Regions from separate parts of the Homo sapiens genome. Here region 1 is linked to region 2. The links are chromatin contacts, found by Hi-C or POLR2A ChIA-PET in ENCODE. All regions are on one chromosome and are shown on one strand. Each heading gives the region's core, a stretch centred on a gene start or an enhancer-like site at or near the end of the contact. The rest is flanking DNA. Distances are from core to core; before and after follow the strand shown. Region 1 holds the start of SNX29-AS3 (SNX29 antisense RNA 3). Region 2 holds the start of RBFOX1 (RNA binding fox-1 homolog 1).

What was found. Hi-C counts contacts between places; a loop is a spot of excess contacts on that map. ChIA-PET counts read pairs that join two places held with the same protein, here RNA polymerase II (POLR2A).
Region 1: a map of transverse colon shows a loop between it and region 2 (17-fold over the local background). The contact joins the promoter of SNX29-AS3 here to the promoter of RBFOX1 in region 2. A Hi-C loop is called at or near these places in 1 of 168 maps with a recorded cell type or tissue (transverse colon). POLR2A ChIA-PET finds 5 or more read pairs at or near these places in 1 of 52 experiments (activated CD8-positive, alpha-beta T cell).

What each region holds. Positions count from the first base shown.
Region 1 is chr16:12,609,262-12,612,757 of GRCh38, reverse strand. It overlaps SNX29-AS3 (SNX29 antisense RNA 3), which reads left to right and starts at 1,616. Exons shown (of 4, transcript XR_007064988.1): 1 at 1,616-2,020. RefSeq lists a cis regulatory region at 1-152.
Region 2 is chr16:6,017,299-6,021,170 of GRCh38, reverse strand. It overlaps RBFOX1 (RNA binding fox-1 homolog 1), which reads right to left and starts at 2,147. Exons shown (of 16, transcript NM_018723.4): 1 at 1,179-2,147.

The DNA.
Region 1 (3,496 bases), core at 367-2,866, 6.6 Mb before region 2:
ACCTACTGATTAGAACTGGTGGAAAAGCTTGTTTACTGAAACTAGGGGCAAGGAGATGAGAACGAGGAAGTTAAACTTTAAAATGGACAAAACGGGAGCCGAACGTGTACTGATAGATTGGCTCTTTGGATGGGATGTCAGAACTCATTGTACTTAACAATTGACAGGCTAAAATCTTGGAAGAGGTATTACATCCTTCAATGCTTACTAAAGAGACCCAGATGTGGGAGTGTCATGTTATCCTGATACCTTGAACAGAAGGATTCGTAATTTCGCTTCGAAGATAATACTGATTCTTGTAAAATGTAGTAATTAAGAATTATTACAAATCCTTGTAGCAGAGCATGTCTCTCATCAAGATGTTTTGTTTTTTGATGCAGTCTTGCTCTGTTGTCCAGATTGGAGTACAATGGTGCAGTCTCAGCTCATTGCAACCTCTACCTCCCGGGTTCAAGCAATTCTCCTGCCTTAGCCTCCCAAGTAGCTGGGCGCACAGGCACGTGCCACCACCCCTGGCTAATTTTTGTATTTTTTAGTACAGACTGTTTGACCATGTTGTGTAGGCTAGTCTCAAACGCATGACCTCAAGTGATCCCCCCCACCTCAGCCTCACAAAGTGCTGGGATTACAGGCGTGAATCACCATGCCCGGCCCCTCATGATCTTTTTTATTCTCTATAAACAAGCATTGTACCTAGAGTGGATGCATTCCCCTTTCTTTTGGGAATGCCCTACTCTATGGCTAACAGTACTTAGGCTACTTCCTTAATAAACATACTTTTGCTTTGCACTGTGGACTTGCCCCTGAATTCTTTTGTGCACGAGATCCAAGAAGCCTCTCTTGGGGGTCTGGATCAGGACCCCTTGCCTGTAACATTGTTACCTCCCTTTTCGACCAAAGCAGCCTCATTTTTTTTATTGCATTGTGGTGTGGAGCCCCAAAACTAGTTGGCATCTCTGGACCCCTAAAGATCTAGGTAACACTTGGTGAATTTTTAAAATCTCCCTTTTCATGGGTTTTTAGAAATTCAAAGTACTCTCCAAGATTTTCCCAAATCCCAGGTGCTTCTACCATTATTGTTACATGAAAGGGTTCCTGATGCAGTCCCGAGAGAGATGGTTCTTGGATCTCCTGCAAGAAAGAAAGAAAGCACAAGTCTGTAAAGTGAAAGCAAGGTGATTAAGAAAATCAAGGAATAAAGAATGGCTACTCAATAGACAGAGCAGCCCTGAGGGCTGCTGGTTGCCTTTTTTTATGGCTATTTCTTGACATGCTAAACAAGGGGTGGATTATTCATACCTCCCCTCTTTAGACCATATAGGGTAACTTCCAGATGTTGCCATGGCATTTGTAAGCTGTCATGGCAGTGGTGGGAGTGTAGCAGTGAGGACGGTCAGAGGCCACTTTAAGCACCATCTTGGTTTTGGTGGGTTTTGGCCGGCTTCTTTACTGCAACCTGTTTTATCAGCAAACAGGTCGGCACAAGATACAGCTATCTCATCCTGTGACTAAGTGTCTTAAGCGTCTGGGAATGCAGCCCAATAGTTTCAGCCTCATTTTATCCAGCTCCTACCCAAGATGGAGTTGCTCTGGTTCAAATCCCTCTGACACCATTATGACATCTTCTCTAATTTTCATGCTTGTGTGAAATTATTTGGGCTGAAGTGGTCAGACAGCTTGGGCTACCTTGTCACCATATTGTGCTAGGTGGAGGCTACTGCCTCTAGAAGACTGTCTATTGTGCCTTGAATACACAGCATTGACTTTGCAGGGTCATCTTGCTGGATAACATAGCACCACCCAAACAGGAGAATTGAGGCTGAGACTGGATCAGGCCCAGTGGAACATAGCGAAATGAGAATAAGCTTTCGTGTTAGAATCCTGCCTATGTGATCTCCAGCAACTTAACATCTCTGAGCCACTTCATTTATCTGGAGAATGGGGCTAAATCTTCCTGAGTTTTTGAGGCTTACAGCGAATAATGTACGGCACCTGACATGCAGTAAACAAGAAATCAAAGGTAAATACCATTATTCAGTCTTCAGCACAGAATTTGTTCATTTTCTTACCATACCGCCCTTCCTCCCCCACTTTATAAAGAACAGAGACAGATCTCATTTTTTCAGATCTAACAGGTACCCCCATCCCCATGACTGGCTTTCAATAGATTGATCATAGTGTGCAGAGGTCAGCAAACTTTGGCCCACCTGTTTAGTAAATAAAGGTGAGTTGGAACACAGCCTTGTCCACGCATCAGTTGAATAGTTGGCAATGGGAATCTCATGATCTGCACCTAAAAATATTTGGCCCTTTACAGAAATACTTGGCCATCCCCTGGCTTATAGCCGGTTGTGTTTTGTTTCCCTGTGTCTCTTTCCCACCCCAGCTGGGATTCAGGCTAGCCTGTTTGTCTAATCAGATCTGAGGAAAGTGCATTCAGTTGATGAAATCGGCTAACAAGGGTTCATTGCTACGGGCTCATTGTGTTTGGAGATGGGGAATGTGCGTGGGTTGGTCAGAGCCTTAACCCACAGCCCTGCTCCCAGGAAGCTTTCTGACCACTTCTGTGGATAAACAAGGCACGCATAGCTGGGCACAGTAGCTCACACAACACCTGCACTTTGGGAGGCCGAGGCAAGAGGATGGCTTCAGCTCAGGAGTTTGATACCATCCTGGGAAACAAGGCAAAACCCTGTCTCCACTAAAAACACAAAAATTAATGGGGTGTGGCAATATGTGCCTGTAATCCCAACTACTTGGGAGGCTGAGGGAGGATGGCTTGAGCCCAGGAGGTAGGGGCTGGAGTGTACTATGATTGTGCCGTTGCACTGCAGCCTGTGTAACAGAGCAAGAACCTGTCTCAAAAATACAAACAAAATATAAAAAAGCCATGTGAGCCACAGGCCAGAACTTTAACCCAAACTTGTATACGGATTAGCTTCAACCTTTTAATCTATCTGGGCCTCAGTTCCCCCATCCATTAAATGGCAATAATTTTAAGTTTTACGGTACATGTGCATAACATGCAGGTTTGTTACATAAATACACATGTGCCATGTTGCTGTGCTGTACCCATTAACTTGCTTAACATTAGGTGTATCTCCTAATGTTATGCCTCCCCCTCCCTCCACCCCACAACAGGCCCCAGTGTGTGATGTTCCCCTTCCTGTGTCCATGTGTTCTCATTGTTCAACTCCCACCTATAAGTGAGAATATGCTGTGTTTGGTTTTTTGTCCTTGCCATAGTTTGCTGAGAATGATTGTTTCCAGCTTCATCCACATCCCTACAAAGGACATGAACTCATCATTTTTTATGGCTGCATAGTATTCCATGGTGTATATGTGCCACGTTTTCTTAATCCAGTCTATCATTGTTGGACGTTTGGGTTAGTTCCAAGTCTTTGCTATTGTGAATAGTGCTGCGATAAATATCTGTGCATGTGTCTTTATGGCAGCATGTTTTATAGTTCTTTGGGTATATACCCAGTAATTGGGA
Region 2 (3,872 bases), core at 898-3,397:
AGACATGATGTTTCAACTCAACAAAGCTATTTCACCACACTCCCCCACTTCTTTTCAAGTTCAACTGAAAAGATCCGCCTTTGGGGTGCCAATTGCCCGGACTGCCTGACCAGGATTTCCAAGCTCTTCAGTAGCCGCACCCCAGATGTTCCAGTGCCAGCAGGTGCACCCCAGCTCTGGCCCACACAGGAGCGATGAGCTCTCCCAGCCCCCTGACCATTCCCTGGCAGCAAGGAATGGAGCTGGGGGCTCCAGGACAAGGTTAGATCGGGGTCTTCCCCTCCCTTGCTGAGTGGACAGCTTCCGGGCTCCGCGTGACACCTGGTCCCCGCAGCTGGCGCCAGGGAGGCTCCAGGAGCTCACAGCCAAGTGGCCTCCTGGGCGGTGGGGAGATGGGAGCGGCGCCCCACTAGCCCCGCCCTCGCTTCCATAGCTGGACAATTGGTTGATTGGAGCTGACAAGCCCCCCCCTGGCCTGCACAACAACACAGGGCTAAGATCTGCTACCCCTGTGTTTCCTTCTCTGGGGTGAAGGTTCTCTAAGGCTCCCAGGAACCAGGGGCACAGTAGGAGTTTCCCATTCGCAGGTTTCCCGGCTGGCCCCCTCCCCTGGGGTCGAGGTGGCACCGCGGGGCATCGATTCCAGTGCCAGTAAACACAGCGGCGCTTTCTCCACATAAGTGAGCCTTCTCTTCCCCTCCTCCCACAAGGGGTTCGGGGCACCTAAACACCCTCCCGGGTCACTAAGATGCCTCCTCCTGCACACCCTGCGGGCGGAGGCAGCGGTCCGGGGGCGCGCTGAGTGCACGCTTGCAGCCGGCCAGGGAGACTAATCAAAGTGCGCAGGCAGGCTCCCGCTGCTCCTGGCACCTAGGACTCGCTCCCAGGAGGACGGACGAGGTAGCCTGGATGCTTCGGAGGGGCGCTCTGGGGCAAGGAAGGACGTGCTTCTGGAAGCGACGCACAAGGGGGCTCAGGGTCTCGGCCTCCTGGGGGTAGGGGGGGACACGCCTCGAGATCTTTCCACACACCCTGAAAAAGTTCCCGTCCAGAGCGCCCAGACTGGCGCTAGGAGGAGGCCAGTTCTCGGGGACCTAGCGCTTCCCTCCATGAGACCTTCTGGACCTGACCCACCAGGTCAGGGTGGGTGCAGAGGCAATGACTCCGCCTGGACTTACCTAGAACTCCCGGCGAGCCCGGCTGCGGTCACGTTCTCGGCCCCAGACCCCCGAATTCCCGTGCGCTCTCTGCACCCCCAGCCACACTCACCATAAGCTGGAGGCGGCGGAAGGGGGTGCTGGTTTCTCACGCACTGTCCGCAACTTCGCGGGCAGGTCAGCCCCGCCCTGGCGCGCCTGCCTGGGCGCGGCGAGGGTCCGGACAGGCGGGGACCCTGGCGGCCACTGGGTGGGGGTCTGGAGCGCAAGGACTCTCAATCCCGGGCGCGCGGTCCGCTCCTGCTCTCTCTGCCTGGGCAAGAAGCTCGGAGTTCTCCTGCTCCGGACGCCGGGGCGGGGCCCACGGCTGGCTGTCCCCTCCAGATGTGGGGTGCTCGGCTCGGCTCACTCCTTCCTTCTTCAGCCCCGGAGGCGCGCGCGTGGGTCCAGCCAGTGCCGCCGCCTCTGCTGTTCCCGGGGCTGGCAGAGCGCCCCCGCCCCACCGCGGGTGCTGCTGGGGGGCTGGGGCGGAGGGGGAGGGATTCCCCTCCGCGAGTTCGGGTTTCCCCACCCGACGCGGCCCCTGGGCTCCGTCCGCCGTCCGCCACCCTCCGCGCTGCTTGGAGAACCACTTCAGGGCAGCGCAGCCAGTCCCACCGACTCTGGCTGGAGGAGGCGGCGGCAGCGCGGCTCGCACGGGGACTGGAAAGGAGGTGACCTTCAAACCCCGCGCTCGGGAGACCAGGAAGGGGGCTGGGGTGATCGAGGGAGCGGTGTGTGCACCCAGACGGCCAGCAAGAGCGCTTGTAGGAGGGCGGGAGAGAATAAAGAGGAAATCTTCCAGTAAAAATATAGATTAGAAAATAAACAAAGGAGAGCCGGAGAGAGCGCGAGAAAATGTGTGCATGTGTGTGTGTGCGTGTGTGTCTGTGTGTGTGTGAGCGCGCGACAAGCAGCGAGCAGCCCCGGCTGCGGAGCCAAAAATAATCTGGTGCGCGAGGGAGCGCCCCCTCCCCCTTCCCCTCGCCAGCGCCGCCGCCGCCGCGGTCACGCGTGCAGCCCTGGATTCCAGCGGGCGGCGGCGGCGGACACGCGACCCGGTACCCTGGTCTCCTGGCCTAAAGGGGACAGAGGGTGAAAGTTGGATGCTGGGGCAATGAGCCCAGGACTTTCACCTGCGCCCGTCCTCGTCCTGGTAGTCCCCAGGTGGGCTCACTCATTGAGCACCAGCGCCCTCCTCCCAACCCCAATCAAAGTAGACAAATCCCCCACTAGAGACGCCAAGTGGAGGCAGCTTCTTGCCCCAGTCCATTTCTTCTCTGAGGAAGTTTTCTGGCAAGTCTTCAAATCTTCCGGCCAGGCAGAGATCGAGCCCTATCCAAGATTCAAAAAGTTCTCCAGGCTGGATGGGATGCAGGGCTGGGGTGGGTGCGGCTGGCCTGGGACGCCCCCACCCCGCACAGCTGGGCCTCTCCTGTCCTGCCCCCTTCCTGGCCACCTACTCCCGCAATGGACGCTGAAGGGGTCTAGGGATTGTCCTCCTAGCAGATGTCTTACAGCCAGAAGCCCCATGACGCCTTAATACACACTAGCACTTAATAAGCATTTACTTTCCACCAGATGCTGTTTTAAGCACTTTACATGGAGTCTTTTCAACAACTGGAAGTAGATACTGGAGGTTTATCCATTTCACAGATGCTTAGAGAGATTAAAGCAATATTTCTCCCTTCCTGGGTCCCACTCTGGACTGGAGTGAGAAACTCTGCTCTTCCCCTACCTTTTCCTTTCCCTCCCTCCCTTCCTTCCTCCCTCCCTTTCTTCCTTCCTCCTTTCCTCCCTTCCTTCCTTTCTCCCTTCCTCTTTTTTCCACAAATATTCCAGGGGGTTTTGTTGTACAATAAAGTCAGTCTGAGGTTCAGTGAGTTGTAATTTGTTCAAGGTCACATAGCTGGCAAGGAACCAGGACTCCCCAGGCAGTCTACCTCATTTTATGTGGCACCACCCTGCCTTCTGAAGGGCAGGTGGCATTGGACAAGGCCAGATTCCAGCCTTGAGCACTTGATCTGAGGCGCCTGTTCATTTTCCCATCCTGTGATGTGACTGTGTTTGCACTTATACCATGGATCCTCTTATAAGAAATGCTGTAAGCTTTCCAAAACAGGGGGCCATGTGATGTGCATTCCTTTGTACTAGATGTACGTGTATTTCCTAGCGCCCATCAAGGAGCAGATTCCTTAAGGGTTCCTCTTGCAATCCTATCGGGCTGCGGTTTCTTTCAACCTCAGAATAAAAGAAAGGGAACTTCTGCCTATAACTATATTACTTTTTAAAGCACGCAATATTTAATCATCATTTGAAAAAGTAAGTTTGCAAAATCCAGAAAGATATCTTTATCATTGGTCCCAGCGATTTTGCAATTTGGGTTGATTTTTACCATATGTTTCCTTAGGATTCTCTTTGATAATAATATATTTGTATGTAAGCAATTTTTTTTTCTTTATACTAGTCTCATCCTTCAGTGATAGCAAAATGAAACCATAAATCTGGGTTGGTAACATCATAATCATTTCCCCCAGAAACTGTTCACAATGGGAAAACCGCCGAATTTAAATGTAATTGTCTAGCCATGCAGGGAGATGAGATGGGTTGTAAAAGAGGTATTCTCAATTTAAAAGCAAATTATCAATAATGATAGAAGAAATAAATGGCAGTTAA